Linked DNA regions of Homo sapiens: region 1 is linked to region 2. The links are chromatin loops, found by intact Hi-C in ENCODE. Cell type or tissue: left lung. All regions are shown on one strand. Links, peaks and the distances in the headings refer to the core of each region. The heading gives the core; the rest is flanking DNA.

Region 1 (10,460 bases), core at 1,620-9,619, 58 kb before region 2:
GGCCATCCCATGGGCCTCTTCGAGCCTGAAGGGGGGCGGTGCTGTTTCACTGGGTTTAGGTCAAAGCTGACCTCTGGCCGCCACCTGGTGGTGCTGCAGTCCAGCCCTTGGACTCGTGGGCTTTGGGCCAAGGGGGCAGCCTGCATCCCACTGAAAGTCACCCCTTCCCTGTGGCTGGAAGTTATCCCTTCCTCATGGGCGAGTGTTGGGAAGGGTGGCCTCCTGAAGTGGGAAGGCCCGCTATTGAGGGTCTGCTCCTGGCAATTTGCTGCCCATGCTGCTTCTGAGCCATGGAGTCACCACCAGTGTGGTGGGGTCTTGGACCCGAAGAAAGGAGAAGACACTGTGCCCCCCGATTAGCTGAGTGTGGCCAGGCTGTGTGTTTGCGAGGTGTGAAGGGCATGGATGGAGACTCACCAGAGAAAGCATGTGGCCCTGGGGCCCCAGGTTGTGGTTTCCAGTATGTGCTTGGATATGGCATATGGGTGGGTGCCTACCATGCACAGGGACTGGCTATGTGACTGCCAGCTGTGCAGCAGCATCAGGCATACGGGCCAGCCTCCTTGGTTGACCATGAACTGGTTGCTGGCCCTGGCCTGTGCCCAGTAGTCCTGGGGTGACCCTGGTGTCATGTAGGGGAGCTGGCATGTGTAGTGGAGGTGCTCGTGTGGTCTGCAGTAGGGAGCAGCCCTGGCTTCTAGCCTGAGCCCAGTGACCTGCCTGTCCTGTCCTTTCAGGGTTCAGTGGCGGAGAGAGCATCAGGTGGCCCACGTCTGTGATGGGCCAGTATTCCACATGGATCTCATCACATGGGTCCATGGAAGGCGAGCATCCCTGAGCTGGCACACCCCACCTTCTGCCAGCATGGAAGGGTGAGGTTGCATTTGGCACCTGTCCTCTTCCTGTTCCTCGAGATGGTGACCCCAGAGGAGGACTTGCATTGGGCCCACTGTCCCCGGGCCAGTGGCCATCAGCCGGGTGCCTAGCCCCTGTTGCACTGAAGCTCAGGCCCTTCCTGTTGCCCTGGTCTCCTGCATTGAGCTTGGGTGAGCCCATCCGGTTGCCACTGGATGCCTAAGCAGGGAGGGGGGTTCCCTGGGTTGGGTCAATGATGAGAACCTTACATTGTTCTGAAGAGAGATGATGACTTAAAAATCATGCTCAATAGGATTACGCTGAGGCCCAGCCTAGGTGAGAATTTTGGAAGAGGACGCTGGGATCCCTAGGTCCCTGACAGGGCCACTGTATTTTGGGCTGGAGACCTGGAGTCCTTGAAGGGCATCTGGAGGGGGCCCAAACCTGTCTCTACGTTCCTCCATGAGGCAGTCCAGGCTCCCTGTGCGAGCTTCGTGTCGGTGCTCAGATTCCCCTTGGTGGTGCATGTGGGTGGCTCATCCCTGAGCCCCTGTTCTCCCCTTGTGTCTTTCAGTGAACTCGTTTGCCCAGGAGGACCCCTGGCCTTGAGCAGCATAGGTCAGTGGATCCTACTGGGGTCATGGGCCATGGACCAGGCCACGTGGGGTCACTGAGGGTCAGCTATCAGGACAGGAGGGATTCCTCAGGGAGACAACCTGAATCCCCACTGGTGAGGGATTGGTTCTCCAGAAGGGCCGCCTCCTTGGGAATCTGACCCAAGGAGGACACCTTCCCTGAAGTGCTACAGGAGTGACATTGGTCCAGGCAGGAAAGGGTTCCATTAGTCCCATGCAGGTCAGCTCCCAGCTGAGACTTGGTGCTAGGGTCTGGCCTTGAGGACTGCCCAAGCCACATGAAGGTGGCCCCAGGCTGTGATTTTTGGTGCGTGCTTGGAGAGGGAGTCTGGGCACCCTCCCTGCACAGGGGCAGGCTGTGCGTCTGCCAGGTCTACAGTGGCGCCTAGCTTCAGAGCAAGCTTCCTTGGTTGGCCTTAGCTGGTTGGTGGCCCTGGCTCCTACCCAGGGGTCACAATGCAGCCCAGGAAGTGCAGGGAAGCCGGCTTGGACAGTGGAGGTGCTCCAGGGGCCTGCGGTAGGGCACAGCCTCGGCATCTTGCCTGAGCCTAGTTACTCGCCTGTCCTGTCCTTCCAGGGTTTGGTGGTGGGGAGATACAAGGGTTCCCCAGGTCCATAACTGTCCTCGTTTCACATGGATCCCATCACATGAGTCCACGGATGTAGAGCATGTGTAGCCAGCAGCCCCTCCCCGCTTTCCTGCATGGAATCTTAAGGCCCTATTTGGACACCTTTCCCCGTCCCTCCAGATGGTGAGCACAGAGGAAGAATTGCGTTAGGCCCTTTGGCCCCGGACCAGTGTCTGCCAGCCACGTGCTCAGCCTCCCGTGCGCTAAAGCTCAGGTCCTTCCTGTCATCCTGGTATCCTGCACTGAGGTGTGGTGAGTCCATCCAGGTCCCTCTGGATGTGTGAGTGGGGATGGGGGTGTCCTGGGTTGGGTCGATGATGAGAACCTTATATTGTCCTGAAGAGAGGTGATGACTTAAAAATCATGCTCAATAGGATTACGCTGAGGCCCAACTTAGGTGAGAATTTTGAAAGAGGATGCTGGGAATCACAAGGTCCCCGGCAGGACCACTGTATTTTAGGCGGGAGACCTCGAGGCCCTGAAGGGCATATCATGGAGGGGTACCCAACCCAGTCTGTGCTCCTCCATTAGGCACACCAGGCTTCCTGTGTGGGCTTGGTGTCTGCACTCAGCTTCCCCGGGGGTGGGACACATTGGTGGCTCCTTCCTGAGTCGCATTCTCCTCTGTGTCTTTCAGTGAGCTCTTCCCCCCAGCAGGCCCCCTGGGATTGACTGGCAAAGGTGAGTGGATACTGCTCGTGTCATGGGCTGTGAGCCAAGCTGCGTGGGGTCCCCAAGGGTCAGCCCTCGGGTCACCTGGGTTTCCTCAGGAGCTGATCTGAATCCTGACTGGGGATGTGTTCTCCAGGAGGGCAGCTTCCTTGGGAATCTGACACAAGGAGGAGGCCTTCTCTGGAGCCCTGCAGGGGTGGTGGTGGTCCAGGCAGGAAAGGGTTTCCTCAGCTCCACACAGGACAGTGGAGCTGGGCAGTGCTCAGCTCAGACTTGGTGCTCAGGTCAGGCCTCTAGGATGGCCAGGCCACATGACGGGGGCCACAAGGGCTCCAGGGCACCACAGACATCTCATGGGGGCTCTCCAACCCTGGAGAAGGGTGGGCAATTTGGCCCATTGGGTCGGGTCATGGAGCTTCAAGGATTGCACCAAACCCATATCCCTCAATGGGACCGACCCTATTAAGCAATGGGCCATCCCAGTGGCACCTCTTTGAGCCATGTGGTGGGTGGCGCTGTTTCTCTGAGGTTGGGTCAAGACTAGCTCCGGCCAGTGCCTGATGGTGGTGCAGTCCAGTCCTGGGACTCGTGGGCTTTGGGCCAAGGGTGCAGCCCGTGTCCTACTGGGGATCACCCCTTCCTTATGAGGGAGTGGTGGGAAGGGTATCCTCCTGAGGTAGGAAGGCCCGCTGTGGAAGGAACTTTCCTGGAAATTTGCAGTCCAGACTGCTTCTGAGCCATGAGGTCATCTCCGGGGTGGCGGGGTCTTGGGCCCAAGGAAAGGAGAAGACACCATATGTCTCCCGATTGGTTGAGTATGGCTCCACTCTGTGTGTGGGAGGTGTTGTGTGGGGCATGGATTGGGACCCACCAGAGAAAGCTCGTGGCACTGGAACCCCAAGCTGCAATTTCCAGTGCACCTTGGGAAGGGGACTGGGTGCTCACCCTCCATGCACAGGGCAGGCTGTGCAGCTGCCAAGTTGGCAGTGGTGCGTGGCATCCGGGCCAGCGTCCTTGGTTCGCTGTGAGCTGGTTGGTGTCCTTGACGCCTGCCCAGGGGTCCCAGTGCTGCTTGGGGTCATGAGGGGAGCCAGCGTGGGCAAGGGAGGCCTGCAGTAGGGCACAGCCCGGGGGTCTTGCCTGAGCCCAGGATCCTGCCGGCCCTGTCCTTCCATGGTTCGGTGGCTGGGAGGGCAAAGGGTCCCCCACGTCTGAGACACATCAGTGTTTCACATGGATCTCATCACATGGGTCCATAGAGAGAGAGCAAGCGTGAGCTGACACCCCCCACCCCCTTCCCTGTATAGAGGTCTGAGCCCCTGGTTGGACACATGTCTTCCTCCTGTCCCCCCAGATGGTGTCTGTGGAGGAAGACTTGCCATTGGGTTGCTGGCCCCAGGCCAGTGGTTGTCATCCAGGTGCCCAGCCTTGGTGCACTGAAGCTCAGGCCCTTCCTGGTGCTCTGGTCTCCTGCACTGAGCTGTGGTGAGCACATCCGGGTCCCACTGGATGGGTGTGTGTGGTGGGGGGTGCCCTGGGTTGGGTCGATGATGAGAACCTTATATTGTCTGAAGAGAGGTGATGACTTAAAAATCATGCTCAATAGGATTACGCTGAGGCCCAGCCTAGGTGAGAATTTTGGAAGAGGATGCTGGGAATTACAAGTTCCCTGTGAAGTCCACTGTATTTTGAGCTAGAGACCTGGAGGCTCTGAGGGCATCTGGAGGGTGCCCAACCCTGTCTCTGCACTCCTCCATGAGGCAGCCCAGGCTCACTCTGTGGGCTTGGTGTCGGCGCTCCTGTTACCCAAGGGTGGGGTACTTTGGCATCTCCTCCCTGAGCCCCCATTCTCCCCTGTGTCTTTCAGTGACCTCTTTTGCCCGGCAGACCCCCTGGCATTGACCAGCATAGGTGAGTGGATCCTGCTGGGGTCATGGGTCATGAGCCAGGCTGTGTGGGGTTGCCGAGCATCAGCCTTTGGCTGCAAGGGTTTCCTCAGGAACTGACCCGAATGCCCACCTGGGATGGGTTCTCCAGGAGGGCAGCTTCCTTAGGAATCGGACCCAAGGAGGATACCTTCCATGAAGCCCTGCAGGGGTTGTGGTGGTCCAGGCAGTAAAGGGTTTCCTCAGCCCCATGCAGGGCAGCACCCAGCTGAAACTCGGTGCTTAAGTCAGGCCTCTAGGATGGCCCGTCCACATGAGGGGAACCACAAGGGCACTGGGGCGCCAAGGGGGTCTTATGGGGGCTCTCCGACCTTGGAGAGGTATGTGTGATTCGGCCCATGAGGTCAGGTTTTGGATTTTCAAGGATCTCTCCAAACCCATGGCCCTGAATGGGACCGACCCTATTAAGCTATGGGCCATCCCAGTGGTGCCTCTTTGAGCCAAGTGTGGGGTGGCACTGTTTCCATGAGGTTGGGTCAAGACTAGCTCTGGTGACCCCATGATGGTGCTGCAGTCTGGCCCTGGGACTCGTGGGCTTTGGGCCAAGGGTATAGCCCATGTCCCACCAGGGGCCACACCTTCCTTGTGGGCAAGTGGCGGACAGGGTGTCCTCCTGAGGTGAGAAGGCCTGCTGTGGAAGGACCTGTCCAGGCTGCTTCCAAGCTATGGGGTCACCTACAGGGTGGTGGGGTCAAGGAAAGGAGAAGACACCATGTGTCTCCCGATTGGCTGAGTGTGGCCCCACTCTGTGTGTGGGAGGTGTTGTGTGAGGCATGGATGGGGACATATCAGAGAACACACGAGGCCCTGGGTCCCCAGGCTGCAATTTCCGGTGTGGTGTGGAGCAGGGCCTGGGTGCTTGCCCTCCACACACAGGGGCAGGCTGTGCTACTGCCAGATTGGCAGCAGTACGTGGCATCCAGGCCAGCCTCCTTGGTTGGCCGTGAGACGGTAGGTGGCCCTGGCTGACACCCAGGGGCCAGTACAGCCCTGGGGTCATGTGAGGCAACTGGAGTGGGTAGTGGAGGTGCTCAAGGTGCCTGCAGTAGGGCATAGCCAGGGCGTCTTGCCTGAGCCCAGTGACCTACCTGCCCTGTCCTTCCAGGGTTCAGTGGTGCAGAGGGCCAAAGTTCCCCTGTGTCCATGACACATCAGTGTTTCACATGGATCCCATCACATGGGTCCATGGTGGGAGAGCAATCGTGAGCTAGCATCCCCCACCCCCTTCCTGCATGGAGGCGTGAGGTTCCATTTGGACACATGTCCACCTCCTGTCCCCCAGATAGTGAGACTGGAAGAAAACTTTCATTGGGCCCGCTGTCCCGGGGTGAGTGGTCATCAGTCAGGTGCCCAGCCCTTGGTGTGGTGAAGCTCAGGCTCTTCCTGGCGCCCTGGTCTCCTGCACGGAGCTGCGGTGAGCACATCCGGGTCCCGATGGATGCATGCGTGGGGATGGAGGGCGTGCCCTGAGTTGGGTCAATGATGAGAACCTTATATTGTCCTGAAGAGAGGTGATGACTTAAAAATCATGCTCAATAGGATTACGCTGAGGCCCAGCTTAGGTGAGAATTCTGGAAGAGGATGCTGAGATCCGAAGTCCCCTGGAAGGGCCACTGTATTTTGGGCTGGAGTCCTTGAGGCCCTGAAGGACACCTTCGGGGTGCCCAACCCAGTCTCTGCACTCCTCTGTGTGGCAGCCAAGGCTCCTTGTGCAGGCTTGGTGTTGGCATTCTGGTTCCCTGGGGGTGGAGCACATCGACGGCTCCTCCCTGAGCCCCCGTTCTTCTCTGTGTCTTTCAGTGAGCTCTTCTACCCAGGCGGGCCCCTGCCCTTGAGCGGCATAGGTGAGTGGATCTTGCTGGGGTCACGGGCCAAGAGCCAGGCCACGGGGGGTCGCTGAGGGTCACCTTTCAGGCCACGAGGGTTTCCTTAGGGAGCTGACCTGAATCCCCACCAGAGATGGATGGTTTCTCCGGAAGGGCAGCTTCCTTGTTAATTGATCCCAAGAAGGACGCCTTCCCTGAAACCCTGCAGGGGTAATGGAGGCCCAGGCAGCAGAGAGTTCCTTCAACCCAATACAGTGCAGCAGCTTGTTGCCTTGATGCTCCCCCTCCCTGGAGAAAGGTGGGCATAGGGCCCGTGGAGTTGAGTTGCAGAGATTTAAGGATCGCACAGGACTTATTGACCTAAATGGGACTGACCCTGTTGAGCAACGTGCACTTGGTGCATGGGTCAGGTGTGGAGCACTGCCCAGGCCACATGAGGGGTCCACTGGGTCTCTGGGGGCCACGGGTGTTATGCAGGAGCTCTCCGTCCCCAAGGCTTGCAGGGGGGTAGGATGTCGGTGATCGAGCTTATGCAGTCAGGCCGTGAAGATTCAAGGATTGGGCCCAACCCATGGCCCTGATGGGACCGACCCTGTTGAGCAATGGGCTATCCCACTGGTGCCTCCTTGAGCCTGGTGGGGGCAGTGCGGCCTCAGTGGGCTTGGATCAAGGCTGAGCTCTGGCCAGCACCTGGTGTTTGGCCCTGGGAATCGTGGGCTTTGGGCCAAGGGTTCAGCCTGTGTCCCACTGGAGTTCATCCCTACCGGAAGTGGAGTGGATGGAAGGGTGGCATCCTGTGGTGGAAGACCCACCGTTAAGGGTCCTGTCCTGGCAATTTGATGCCCAGGCTACTTCTGAGCCATGGAGTCACCTCCAGGGTAGCAGGGTCTTGAGCCAAAGGAAAGTTGAGGACATCATGTGTCCTCTGATTGGCCGAGCGTGGCCCAGCTCTGTGTTTAGGAGGTGTGCGGTGCATGAATGGGGACCCACCAGAGAAGGCATGTGGCCCTGGGGCCCCAGGATGTGATTTCTGGTGTGTGCTTATAAAGGGTGCCTGGATGGGTTCATTTAATGCCCAGGGGCAGGCCATGTGACTGCCAGGTCTGCAGTGGTACGTGGCATCCAGGCCAGCCTCCTTGATTTGCTGTGAGCTATTTGGTGCCCATGGCCCTGCCCAGTGGTCCTGATGCAGCCCAGATTCGAGCAGGGGATTTGGCGTGGGCAGTGGAGGTGCTCCAGGGTCCTGCACTAGGGTGCAGCCTGGGCGTTTTGCTCGAACCCTGTGACCCTCCTGCCCCGTCCTTCCAGGGTTCAGTGGCCAAGGGTTCCTCGCGTAAATGACCATCACTGTTTTACATGGATCTCATCTCATGAGTCCATGGAGGGAGAGCATGTGTGAGCCAGCACCCCCTGCCCACTTTCCTGCATGGAGGCATGAGGCCTTGTTTGGACACCTGTCCCCCACCCTTCCAGATGGTGACCCCAGAGGAAGACTTGCGTTGGGCCCACTGGCTCTGGGCTCAGCCCCTGGTGAGCTGAAGCTCAGGCCCTTCCTGGCACCCTGGTCTGCTGCACTGAGCTGCGGTGAGCCTATCTGGGTCCCACTGGATGCATGGGTTGCGGGGCAGTGGAGGGTGATGCCCTGGGTTGGGTCGATGATGAGAACCTTATATTGTCCTGAAGAGAGGTGATGACTTAAAAATCATGCTCAATAGGATTACGCTGAGGCCCAGCCTAGGTGAGAATTTTGGAAGAAGGTGCTGGGATCCGGAGTTCCCTGGAATGACCAATGTATTTTGGGCTGGAGACCTTGAGGCCCTGAACAGCAGCATCTCGTGGGGGCCCAACCCCTTCTCCGTGCTCCTCTGTGAGGCAGCCCAGGCTCCCTGTGTGGGCTTGGTGTTAGTGCTCCGGTTCTGTGAACCCCCATTCTCCCCTTGTGTCTTTCAGTGAGCTCTTCCACCCAGGTGCAACCCCCTGGCATTGACCAGCATAGGTGAGTGGTCCCGCTGGGGTCATGGGTCATCAGTCATGCAGTGTGGGGTCACCAAGAGTCAGCCTTTGAGACAGGAGGGTTTCCACAGGCAGCTGACCTGAATCCACACCATGGAAGGGTAGGTTGGTCCTCCAAGAGGGCTGTTTTTTTGGGAATCGGACCCAAGGATGATATCTTTCCTGCAGCCCTGCAGTGATGACGGTGGTCCAGGCAGGAAAAGTTTCCTTCAATCTCATGCAGGGCAGCTCCCAGCTGAGTCTCAGTGCACTGGTCTGGCCTCGAGGACTGACCAGGCCACGTGAGGGGGGCCACAGGGGCTTTGGGATGCCATGGGGTCACACAAGAGCTCCCCATCCCTGGAGAAAGGTGGGCATAGAGCCCATGGAGTTGAGCTGCAGATATTTAAGGATCACACAGGATTTATAGCCCTGAATGGGACCGACCCTGTTGAGCAATGTGCCATCCATCCTATGGTACCTCTTTGGGCCTGGATGGGGTGTTGCTGTTTCCCTAGGTTTTGGTCAAGGCTGAGCTCTGGCCAGTGCCTGGTGGTGCTACAGTCCAGCCACGGACTTGTTAGCTTTAGGCCAAGGGATCAGTCCACGTCCTGCTGGGGATCTCCCCTTCCCTGTGGCTGGAAGTCACCCCTTCCCCATTGGCAAGTGTGAGGAAGGGTGGCCTCCTGAGGTGGAAGGCCTGCTGTTGAGGGTCTTGTCCCTGGAATATGCCACCCACACTGCTTCTGAGCCATAGGGTCACCTCCAGGATAGTGGGTATTGGGCCAAAGGAAAGAAGTCACCATGTGTCCCCTGATTAGCCAAGTGTGGCCCTGCTCTGTGTTTAGGAGGTGTGTGGGGCATGGATGGGGACCCACCAGAGAAAGCATGTGGCCCTGGGACTCCAGGTTGTGATTTCCAGTTCATGCTGGGATAGGGCACCTGGATGGGTGCCCACAATGCACCGGGGCAGGCTATGTGACTGCCAGCTTTGCAGCGGCATCTGGCATCCGGGCCAGCCTCCTTGGTTGGCCATGAACTGGTTGGTGGCCCTGGCCTGTGCCCAGTAGCTCTGTCGTAATCCTGGGGTCATGCGAGGGAGCCGGCATGGGCAGTGGAGGTGCTCGTGGGACCTGCGGTAGGACACAGCCAGGTCTTCTTGCCCGAGCCCAGTGACCCACCTGCCCTGTCCTTCCAGGGTTCAGTGGTTGAGAGTACAGGGTGACTTGTGTCTGTGACAAGCCAGTGTTCTGCATGGATCCCATCACGTGGATCCATGGACGGCAAGCATCCCTGAGCCGCCACACCCCACCTTCTGCCTCCATGGAGGGGTGAGGTTGTGTGTGGACGCCTGTCCTACTCCTGTTTCCCCAGGTATTGAGCCTGGAGGAAGACTTGAATTGGTCCCAATGGTCCCAGGCCAGCATCCATCAGCTAGGTGCTGAGCCCCTGGTGCACTGAAGATTGGGCACTTCCTGGCACCCTGGTGTGCTGCACCGAGCTGTGATGAGCACATCCGGGTCCTGCTGGATGCATGCGCCGGGAAGGACGTGCCCTGAGTTGGGTCGATGATGAGAACCTTATATTATCCTGAAGAGAGGTGATGACTTAAAAATCATGCTCAATAGGATTACGCTGAGGCCCAGTCTAGGTGAGAGTTTTGGAAGAGGATGCTGGGATCCTGAGGTCCCCTGGTAGAGCCAATTGTATTTTGGGCTGGAGACCTGGAAGCCCTGAAGGGCATCTGGGAGGCCCAACCCTGTCTCTGTGCTCCTCCATGAGGCAGCCCTGGCTCCCCATGTAGGCTTGGTGATGGCCTTCCTGTTCCCTGGGGGTGGGGCACATGGGTAGCTCCTCCCTGACCCCCATTCTCTCCTGTGTCTTTCAGTGAGCTCTTCCCCACAG
Region 2 (10,460 bases), core at 1,112-9,111:
TACGTTGGGTCAATGATGAGAATCTTATATTGTCCTGAAGAGAGGTGATGACTTAAAAATCATGCTCAATAGGATTACGCTGAGGCCCAGCCTAGGTGAGAATTTTGGAAGGGGATTATGGGATGCTGAGGTCCTCAGCAAGGCCACTGTATTTTGGGCTAGAGACCTGGAGGCTCTGAAGGGCATCTGGAGGTGGCCCAACCTGTCTCTGCGCTCCTCCATGAGGCAGCCCAGGCTCCCTGTGCAGGGTTGGTGTTGGTGCTCCGGTTCTCTGGTGTGGGGAATGTTGGTGGCTCCTTCCTGAGCCCTCATTCTCACCTTGTGTCTTTCAGTGAGCTCTTCCACCCAGGAGGGCCCCTTGGCATTGACTGGCATAGGTGAGTGGATCCTGCTGGGGTCATTGGTCATGAGCTAGACCGTGTGGGGTCCCCGAGGTTCAGCCTTCAGTCCACAAGGGTTTTCTCGGGGAGCAGACCTGAATTTCCACCTGGGAGGGAAGGGTTCTCCTGGAGGGTAGTTTTTTTGGGAATCTAGCCCAAGGAGGATGCCTTCCCTGAAGCCCTGCAAGGGTGATGGTGGTCCAGGCAGGAGAGGGTTCCTTCTGCCCAATGCAGGACAGCTCCCAGTTGAGACTGAGTGCTCCAGTAAGGTCTCCAGGACTGCCCAGGCCACATGAAGGAGGCCAGAGGGGCTATGGAGCACCACTGGGGTAATAGGGGAGCTCTTGGTCCCTGGAGTGTGGTGTGTGAATGGGGTTTGGTCACGGAGATTCAAGGATCACACCCCACCCATGGCCCTGAAAGTGACCATCCCTATTGAGCAATGGGCCATCCCACCGGGTCTCCTGGAGTCTGGTGCAGGGCGACGTTTTTTCCCTGGGGTTGGGTCAAGGTGGAGCTCTGGTACCTGGTCATGCTGCAGGTCAGCCTTGGGACTCGTAAGCTTTGGGCCAAGGGACAGCTGGCATCCTGCTGGGGGGTCACCCTATCTCTGGGGTCGAATGTCACGAAGGGTGGCCTCCTGAGGTGGGAAGGCCCATTGTCGAGGGACCTGTCCCAGGATTTTGTTGCTCAGGCTTCTTCTGAGCCATGGTATCACCTCCAGGGTGACAGGGTCTTGGGCCCAAGCAAAGGAGAGGGCACCATGTCGCTCTGAGTTGGCCAAGTGTAGCCTAGCTCTGTGGTGGGAGGTGTGCAGAGCATGGCTGGTGACCCACCAGAGAAAGCACGTGGCCCTGCAGCCCCAAGCTGTGATTTCCAGTACATGCTTAGAGAGGGCATCTTGATGTGAGCCCACCACACCCAGGGGCAGACTACGTGACTGCCAGGACTGCAGTGGCACATGGCATCTGGGCCAGCCTTCTTGGTTGGCCATGACCTAGCTAATGGCCCTGGCCCGTGCCTTGGGGTCATGCAGGGGAGCCCTCTTGGACAGTGGAGGTCCTCTCAGGGCCTGCAATATGGCGCAGGCTGGGCATTTGGCCCGAGCCCAGTGACCTACCTGCCCTGTCCTTCCAGGGTTGGGTGGCAGGGAGGGACAAGGGTGCCCCATGTCAGTGACAAGTCAGTATTTCACATGGATCTCATCACATGTGCCCATGGAGGACGAGCAAGCGGGAACTGGCACCCGCTACTTCCTTCCCTACATAGAGGCCATTTTGGACACATGTTCTCCACCTCTCTCCCAGATGGTGAGACGGGAGGAAGACTTGTGTTGGGCCTGCTGTTCCTGGGCCAGTGGCCATCAGCCTGTTGCCCAGCCCCTGAGGCGCTGAAGCTCAGGCCCTTCCTCACACCCTGGTCTCCTGCACTAGCTGTGGTGAGCACATCCGGGTCCCGCTGGATGCATGCAAGAGGTGGTTGGTCTCGTGGGTTGGGTCGATGATGAGAACCTTATATTTTCCTGAAGAGAGGTGATGACTTAAAAATCATGCTCAATAGGATTACGCTGAGGCCCAGCCTAGGTGAGAACTTTGGAAGAGGATGCTGGGATCCTGAGATCCCAGGCAGGGCCACTATATTTTGGGGTGGAGAACTCAAGGCCCTGAAGGGCCTCTCAGGGGGTGCCACCCTGTCTCTGTGCCCCTCTGTAAGGCAGCCCAGGCTCCCTGTGTGGGCTTGGTGTCTGGTCTCTGGTTCCCCGGGGGCGGGGCATGTTGGTGGCTCCTTCCTGAGCCCGCTTTCTCCCCCATGTCTTTCAGTGAGCTCTTCTGCCCAGGTGGGGCCCATGGCCTTACACGACATAGGTGAGTGTATCCTGTTGGGGTCATGGGCCATGAATGAGGCAGCATGGGGCCATTTAGGGTCAGCCTTCGGGCCACTAGAGTTTTCTCAGGGTGCGACCGGGGAGGGAACATTTCTCCAGTAGGGTCACTTCCTTGGAAATCTGATCCTAGGAGCACGCATTTCTTGAAGTCCTGCAAAGGTGATGGTGGTCCAGACAGGAGAGGGTTCCTTCAGCCCAACATAGCGCAGCTCCCAGCTGAAACTCGGAAGGCTGGTCAGGCCTCGAGGACTGCCCAGGCCACATGAGGTGGGCAACAGGGGCTCTGGGGCAACCTGGGGGTCACGCTGGAGTTCTCCCTCTCTGGACAGTGGTGGGTGATTGGGCCCACGCAGACAGGCCCCGGAGATTCAGGACTGCACCCCATCCATGGCCCTGAATGGGACCGACCCTGTTGAGTAATGGGCCATCTCAGTGGTACCTCCTTGAGCCTGGTAGGGGGAGACACTGTTTCAATGCAGTTGAATCAAGGCTGAGCTCTGGCTGGTGCCTGGTGGTGCTGCAGGCAGCCCTGAGGGTTGTGGTCTTTGGGACAAGGGGTAGCTCACATCCCACTGGGGTCACCCCTTCCTTGAGATTCAGTGGCCAAAAGGGTGTCCTCCTGAGATGGGAAGTCCTGCTGTCGAGGGACCTGTTCTGGGAATTTGCCACACAGGCTGCTTCTGAGCCACGGGGTCACCTCCAGGGTGGTAGGGTCTTGATCCCAAGGAAAGGAGAGGACACCATGTGGTTTCTTATTGACCAAGTGTGGCCTGGCTTTGTGTGTGGGAGGTGTAACGCAAGATGAGGACCCACCAGAGAAAGCACGTGGCTCTGGAGGCCCCCAGGGTTTGATTTCCGGTGTGTGCTTGGAGAGGGCACCAGGTTGGGCACCCACCACGCCCAGGGCAGGCTCTGCGACTGCCAGGTCTGCATTGGCTCCTGGTGTCAGGGCCAGACTCATTGGTTGGCCATGAGCAGGTTGGTTGCCCTGACCCATCCCCATGGTCCCAGTGTGGCCCTGGGGTTTTTCAGGGGAGCCGGCTCAAGCAGTGGAGGTGCGCTTAGGGCCTGCAGTAGGGAACAGCCCAGGCATCTTGCCTGAGCCCAGTAACCTGCTTGCCTTGTCTTTCCAGGGTTTGGTGGCCGGGAGGGCCAATGATGCTCTGCGTCTGTGTTGGATCAGTGTTCTTCATGGATTCCATCACGTGGGTATCCCCTACCCACCTTCCCCTTGCTCATACGTGAGGCCCTGGTTGGACACATGTCCTTCTCCTGTCACCCCAGATGGTGAGCCTTGAGGAAGACTTGTATTGGGCCCCCACAGGCCCCAGGCCAGTGTCCGTCAGCCTGGTGCTCACCCCCAGTGTGCTGAAGCTCAGACCCTCCGTGGCACCCTGGTCTCCTGCACTGAGCTGTGGTGAGCACATTCAGGTTCCGCTGGATGCATGCATGGAGAGGGGCTTGCCCTTGGTTGGGTCAGTGATGAGAACCTTCTATTGTCCTGAAGAGAGGTGATGACTTAAAAATCATGCTCAATAGGATTACGCTGAGGCCCAACCTAGGTGAGTATGTTGGAAGAAGACACTGGGATCCCGAGATCTCCAACAGGGCACTGTATTTTGGGTTGGAGACCTGGAGGCCCTGAAGGGCATCTGGAAGGAGGCCCAACCCTGTCTCTGTGCTCTTCCTTGGGGCAGCCCAGGCTACCTCTGCGGGCTTGGTGTTGGTGCTCCAGTTCCCTGGGGCCAGGGAACATTGCTGGCTCCTTCCTGAGCCCCCATTCCTCCCTTGTGTCTTTCAGTGAACTTTTCCTCCCAGATGGGCCCCCTGGCATTGACTGGCATAGGTGAGTGCATCCTGCTGGGGTCATGGGCCATCAGCCAGGCCATGTGGGGTCGCTGAGGTTCAGCCTTTGGGCCACAAGGGTTTTCTCAGGCAGCCGACCTGAATTCCCACCTGGGAGAGACGGGTTCTCCAGGAGGGCAGCTTTTTTGGGAATTAGACCCAAGGAGGATACCTGAAGCCCTGCAGGGGTGACGGTGGTCCAGGCAGGAAAGGGTTCCATCAGCCCGGGCAAGGCAGCTCCTAGCTGACACTCGGTGTTCGGGTCAGTCCTTGAGGACTGCCTGAACACGAGGGGGTCCAGAGGGGCTCTGGGTGCCACGGGGGTCACATGGGAGCTCTCAGTCCCTAGAGTGTGGTGTGTGAATGGACCCTTAGGGTTAGGTCTTGGAGATAAAAGGATTGTGCTCCACCCATGGCCTGGAATGTGACCGTCCCTGTTGAGTAATGGGCCATTCCAGTGGGTCTCCTGGAGCCTGATGGGAGGTGGCGTTGTCTTCCTGGGGTTGAGTCAAGGCAGAGCTCTGGCCCATACCTGGTTGTGCTGCAGGTCAGCCCTGGGACTCGTGGGCTTTGGGCCGAGGGGCAGCCCGCATCCCGCTGGAGATTACCCTATCTCTGAGATCAAGCGTCATAGAGGGTGACCTCCTGAGAAGGGAAGGCCCACTGTCGAGGGACCTTTCCTAGGATTTTGTTGCTCAGGCTGCTTGGAATCCATTGTGTCACCTCCAGGGTGATGGAGGTTTGGGCCCAAGCAATGGAGAGGGCACCATGTGTCTCCTGATTGTTCAAGTGTGTCGGAGATATGCGGGGTATGGATGGTGGCCCACCAAAGAAAGCATGTGACTCAAGCTGTGATTTCCAGTGCATGCTTAGAGAGGGCGCCTGTATGCGTGCCCCACATGCCCGGGGTAGGCTATGCAACTGCCAGGTCTGCAGTGGCGCATGGCATCTTGGCCAGCCTTCTTGGTTGGCCATGACCTGGCTAATGACCCTGGCCTGTGCCCAGTGATCCCAGGGAAGCCCTGGTGTCATGCAGCGGAGGCCTCTTGGGCAGTGGAGGTGCTCTTAAAGCCTGCAGCATGGCACGGCCTGGGCATTTATCCCAAGCCCAATGAACTACCTGCCCTGTCCTTCCAGGGTTCGGTGGCAGGCAGGGCCAAGGGTGCCCCGTGTTGGTGACAAGTCAGTATTTCACATGGCTCTCATCACATGTGTCCGTGGAAGATAAGCAAGTGTGAACTGGCACGTCCTACCTCCTTCCCTACATGGAGGTAACTTTGGACACATGTTCTCCACCTCTCTCCCAGATGGTGAGACCGGAGGAAGACTTGCATTGGGCCTGTTGTTCCTGGGCCAGTGGCCATCAGCCTGTTGCCCAGCCCCTGATGCGCTGAAGCTCGGGCCCTTCCTCGCGCCCTGGTCTCCTGCACTGAGCTGTGGTGAGCACATCCGGGTCCTGCTGGATGCATGCACGAGGTGATTGATCCCCTCAGTTGGGTCGATGATGAGAACCTTATATTGTTCTGAAGAGAGGTGATGACTTAAAAATCATGCTCAATAGGATTACGCTGAGGCCCAGCCTAGGTGAGAATTTTGGAAGAGGATGCTGGGATCCCGAGATCCCTGGCAGGGCCACTATATTTTGGGCTGGAGAACTTGAGGCCCTGAAGGGCATCTCAGGGGGGTCCAACCCTATCTCTGTGCCCCTCCATGAGGCAGCCCAGGCTCCCTGTGTGGGCATGGTGTCCGGGCTCTGGTTCCCTGGGGGTGGGGCATGTTGGTGGCTCCTTCCTGAGCCTGCTTTCTCCCCCATGTCTTTCAGTGAGCTCTTCTGCCCAGGTGAGGCCCATGGCCTTAAGCGGCATAGGTGAGTGTATCCTGTTGGGGTCATGGGCCATGAATGAGGCAGCATGGGGCCATTTATGGTCAGCCTTCGGGCCACTAGGGTTTTCTCAGGGTGCGACCGGGGAGGGAATGTTTCTCCAGTAGGGTCACTTCCTTGGGAATCTGACCCTAGGAGCATGCATTTCGTGAAGCCCTGCAAAGGTGATGGTGGTCCCGGCAGGAAAGGGTTCCTTCAGCCCAACATAGAGCAGCTCCCAGCTGAAACTCAGCGGGCTGGTCAGGCCTCGAGGACTGCCCAGGCCACATGAGGTGGGCAACAGGGGCTCTGGGGCAACCTGGGGGTCACGCTGGAGTTCTCCCTCTCTGGACAGTGGTGGGTGATTGGGCCCACGCAGACAGGCCCCGGAGATTCAGGACTGCACCCCATCCATGGCCCTGAATGGGACCGACCCTGTTGAGTAATGGGCCATCTCAGTGGTACCTCCTTGAGCCTGGTAGGGGGAGGCACTGTTTCAATGCAGTTGAATCAAGGCTGAGCTCTGGCTGGTGCCTGGTGGTGCTGCAGGCAGCCCTGGGGGTTGTGGTCTTTGGGACAAGGGGCCAGCTCACGTCCCTCTGGGGTCTCCCCTTCCTTGAGATTCAGTGGCCGAAAGGATGTCCTCCTGAGGTGGGAAGTCCTGCTGTCGAGGGACCTGTTCTGGGAATTTGCCACACAGGCTGCTTCTGAGCCACGGGGTCACCTCCAGGGTGGTAGGGTCTTGATCCCAAGGAAAGGAGAGGACACCATGTGGTTTCTTATTGACCAAGTGGGACCTGGCTCTGTGTGTGGGAGGTGTAGGGCAAGATGAGGACCCACCAGAGAAAGTACGTGGCCCTGGAGGCCCCCAGGCTTTGATTTCTGGTGTGTGCTTGGAGAGGGCACCAGGGTGGGCACCCACCATGCCCAGGGTAGGCTCTGCAATGGCCAGGTCTGCATTGGCTCCTGGTGTTAGGGCCAGACTCGCTGGTTGGCCATGAGCAGGTTGGTTGCCCTCACCCGTCCCCATAGTCCCAGTGCGGCCCTGGGGTTGTTCGGGGGAGCCGGCCCGAGCAGTGGAGGTGCTGTTGGGGCCTGCAGTAGGGCATCTTGCCCCAGCCCAGTGACCCACCTTCCCTGTCTTTCCAAGGTTTGGTGGCCAGCAGGGCCAATGGTGCCCTGTGTCTGTGATGAGTCAGTGTTCTTCATGGATTCCATCACATGGGTATCCCCTACCCACATTCCCCTCGCTCATATGTGAGGCCCTGGTTGGACACATGTCCTTCTCCTGTCACCACCCCAGATGGTGAGCCTGGAGGAAGACTTGTATTGGGACCCTACAGGCCCCAGGCCAGTGTCTGTCAGCCTGGTGCTCATCCCCCAGTGCGCTGAAGCTCAGACCCTCCCTGGCACCCTGGTCTCCTGCACTGAGCTGTGGTGAGCACATCCAGGTTCTGCTGGATGCATGCATGGGGAGGGCCTTGATTGGGTCAATGATGAGAACCTTATATTGTCCTGAAGAGAGGTGATGACTTAAAAATCATGCTCAATAGGATTACGCTGAGGCCCAGGCTAGGTGAGAATTTTGGAAGGGAGCGCTGGGATGCCAAGATCCCCGGCAGGGCCACTAGCCACTGTATTTTATACTGAAGAACTTGAGGCCCCAAAGGGCATCTCAGGGGTCCTAGCCCTGTCTCTGTGCCCCTCCGTGAGGCAGCCCAGGCTCCCTGTGTTGACTTGGTGTCCAGGCTCTGCTTCCTGGGGATAGGGCATGTTGGCAGCTCCTTCCTGAGCCCACGTTCTCCCCTGTGTCTTCTATTGAGCTCTTCTGCCCAGGTGGGGCCCATGCCCTTAAGCAGTATAGGTGAGTGTATCCTGTTGCGGTCATGGGCCATAAATGAGGCAGTGTGGGGTCATCGAGGGTCAGCCTTCAGGCCACTAGCGTTTTCTCCAGGTGCCCCCGGGGAGGGAACATTGCTCCAGTAGGGTCACTTCCTTGGGAATCTGACCCTAGGAGCACGCATTTCCTGAAGCCCTGCAAAGGTGATGGTGGTCCAGGCAGGAAAGCGTTCCTTCAGCCCAACATACAGCAGCTCCCAGCTGAAATTTGGTGGGCTCGTCAGGCCTTGAGGACTGCCCAGGCTTCATGATGGGGGACACAGAAGCTCTGGGGCTCCCTGGGGCTCACACTGGAGTTCTCCCTCCCTGAAGAGTGGTGGGTGATTGGGCCCACAGTCAGGTGGCGGAGATTCAAGGAATGCCCCCACCCCTGGCCCTGAATGGGACCAACTCTGTTGAGTAATGGGCCATCTTAATGGCGCCTCCTTGAGCCTGTTGGGGGTGGGTTGCTGTTTCAATAAGGTTGAGTCAAAGCTGAGCTCTGACTGGGCGCCTGGTGGTACTGCAGGCCGGCCCTTCCTTGGGCCAAGGGGGCAGCTTGTGTCCCGCTGGTGTCATCCCTTCCTTGAGGTCCAGTGGTGGAAAGGGTAGCCTCCTATGGTGGGAAGGCCTGCTGCTCAGGGACCTGTCCTGGAAATTTGCCATCCAGGCTGCTTCTGAGCCATGGGGTCACCTCCAGGGTAGTGGGGTCTTGAGTCCAAGAAAAGGAGAGGACACCATGTGGTTCCTGATTGGCCAAGGCTCCTTGGTTGGCCAGGAGCAGGTTGGTTGCCCTGGCCCATGCCCCATGGTCCTGGTGTGGCCCTGGGGTTGTTCAGGGGAGCTGGCCCAGGCCGTGAAGGTGCTCTCAGGGCCTGCAGTAGAGTGCAGCCCAGGCATCTTGCCCCAGCCCAGTGACCCACTTACCCTGTCTTTCTAAGGTTTGGTGGCCAGGAGGGCCAATGGTGCCTTGTGCCCATGTTGGGTCAGTGTTCTGCATGGATCCCCATCATATGGGTATTCCCTACCCACCCTCCCTGCACTGATATGTGAGGCCCTGGTTGGACACATGTCCTCCTCCTGTCCCTTCAGATGGTGAGTCTGGAGGAAGACTTGTGTTGGACCCCCACAGGCCCCAGGCCAGTGTCCATCAGCCTGGTGCTAATCCCCCAGTGCTCTGGAGTTTGGACCCTCCCTGGCACCCTGGTCTCCTGCACTGAGCTGTGGTGAGCACATGGATGCATGCTTGGGGTGGGGGTTGCCCTTGGTTGGGTCAATGATGAGAACCTTATATTGTCCTGAAGAGCGGTGATGACTTAAAAATCATGCTCAATAGGATTACGCTGAGGCCCAGCCTAGGTGAGAATTTTGGAAGAGGACACTGGGCTCCCCGGAATGGCCACTGTATTTTGCGCTGGACACCTGCAGGCCCTGAGGGCCATCTGGAAGGTCCAACCCTGTCTCTCTGCTCCTCCAGGAGGCAGCCCAGGCTCCCTGAGGGGGCTTGGTGTCGGGCTCCTGTTCCCCGGGGTTGGGGCCGGTTGGTGGCTCCTTCCTGAGCCCCCATTCTCCCCTTGTGTCTTTCAGTGAGCTCTTCCACCCGGGCGGGCCCCCGGCATTGACTGGCATAGGTGAGTGGATCCTGCTTGTGTCATGGGCCATGAACCGGTCCATGTGGGGTCACCAAGGGTCAGCCTTTGGGATAAGAGGGTTTCCTCAGGGAACCAACCTGAATTCCCATCAGAGAGGTATGGGTTCTCCAGGAGGGCCGCTTTTTTGGGAATTGGACCCAAGGAGGATAACTTCCCTGATCTCTGCAGGAGTGACGGTGGTCCAGGCAGGAAAGAGTTCCTTCAGCCCCACCCAGCGCAGCGTTCTGTTGAGACTCAGTGCTCAGGTCAGGCCTGGAGGATTTCTCAGGCCATCTGAGGGGGTTAGAGGGGAGCTCTTTGTCCATGGAGTGTGGTGCTTGAATCTGCCCTTGGGGTTGGGTCATGGAGATTCAAGGATGGTGCCTCACCCATGGCCCTGATTGGAATTGTCCATTGAGAAATACGCCATTCCAGTGGGCCTCCTGGAGCCTGATGGGGGGTGGTGTTTTTTTCCCTGGGGTTGAGTCGTTGATGGGGACTCACCATAGAAAGCATGTGGCTCTGGAGGCCCCCAGGCTTTGATTTCCAGTGCCTGCTTGGAGTGGGCACCAGGGCCGGCACCCACCATGCCCAAGGGCAGGCTCTGCGACTGCCAGGTCTGCATTGGCTCCTGGCATCAGGACCAGCCTCCTTGGTTGGCCATCAGCTGCTTGGTTGCCCTGGCCCATGCCCCGTGGTCCTGGTGTGGCCCTGGGGTGGTTGAGTGGAGCTGGCCCAGGCAGTGGAGGTGCTCTTGGGGCCTGCAGTAGGGTGCAGCCCAGGCATCTTGCCTGATCCCAGTGACCTGCTTGCCCTGTCTTTCCAGGATTTTGTGGCAGGGAGGGCCAAGGGTGCCCTGCATCCGTGATGGGTCAGTGTTCCACGTGGATCCCATTACGTGGGTCCATAGAGGATGAGCATGCGTGAGCCAGCGCCCCCTTCCCACTTCTTCTCATGGAGCTGTGAGGCCCTGTGTGGAC

The links. A loop is a pair of places that touch in the nucleus more often than their neighbours do. Peaks named below come from ENCODE experiments on the same cell type or tissue, not always from the same donor. Only the 100,000 strongest peaks of a DNase experiment are listed, where the experiment ranks them.
Region 1: it touches region 2 in a loop (4-fold over the local background); 6 of 110 quality-filtered maps call a loop at or near these places.

Annotation. Positions count from the first base shown.
Region 1 is chr15:25,183,204-25,193,663 of GRCh38, forward strand. SNHG14 (small nucleolar RNA host gene 14) reads left to right here. Exons shown (of 148, transcript NR_146177.1): 77 at 738-872; 78 at 2,240-2,371; 79 at 2,757-2,800; 80 at 4,146-4,276; 81 at 4,659-4,702; 82 at 6,020-6,151; 83 at 6,538-6,581; 84 at 8,037-8,147; 85 at 8,514-8,559; 86 at 9,930-10,206; 87 at 10,444-10,460. It overlaps SNORD115-9 (small nucleolar RNA, C/D box 115-9), which reads left to right and starts at 2,428; the gene lies at 2,428-2,509. SNORD115-10 (small nucleolar RNA, C/D box 115-10) reads left to right here and starts at 4,333; the gene lies at 4,333-4,413. It overlaps SNORD115-11 (small nucleolar RNA, C/D box 115-11), which reads left to right and starts at 6,211; the gene lies at 6,211-6,292. It also overlaps SNORD115-12, SNORD115-8 and SNORD115-13. In left lung, for the core only: no CTCF peak of the experiment used is centred there; DNase peaks (open chromatin) are centred at 3,848 and 6,528.
Region 2 is chr15:25,241,740-25,252,199 of GRCh38, forward strand. It overlaps SNHG14 (small nucleolar RNA host gene 14), which reads left to right. Exons shown (of 148, transcript NR_146177.1): 127 at 333-377; 128 at 1,688-1,818; 129 at 2,201-2,245; 130 at 2,396-2,532; 131 at 3,399-3,470; 132 at 3,550-3,682; 133 at 4,067-4,111; 134 at 5,418-5,549; 135 at 5,933-5,977; 136 at 7,275-7,408; 137 at 8,942-9,072; 138 at 9,437-9,480. It overlaps SNORD115-40 (small nucleolar RNA, C/D box 115-40), which reads left to right and starts at 1,875; the gene lies at 1,875-1,956. It overlaps SNORD115-41 (small nucleolar RNA, C/D box 115-41), which reads left to right and starts at 3,739; the gene lies at 3,739-3,820. It overlaps SNORD115-42 (small nucleolar RNA, C/D box 115-42), which reads left to right and starts at 5,606; the gene lies at 5,606-5,687. It also overlaps SNORD115-43, SNORD115-39 and SNORD115-44. In left lung, for the core only: no CTCF peak of the experiment used is centred there; DNase peaks (open chromatin) are centred at 1,412, 4,672, 5,152 and 7,022.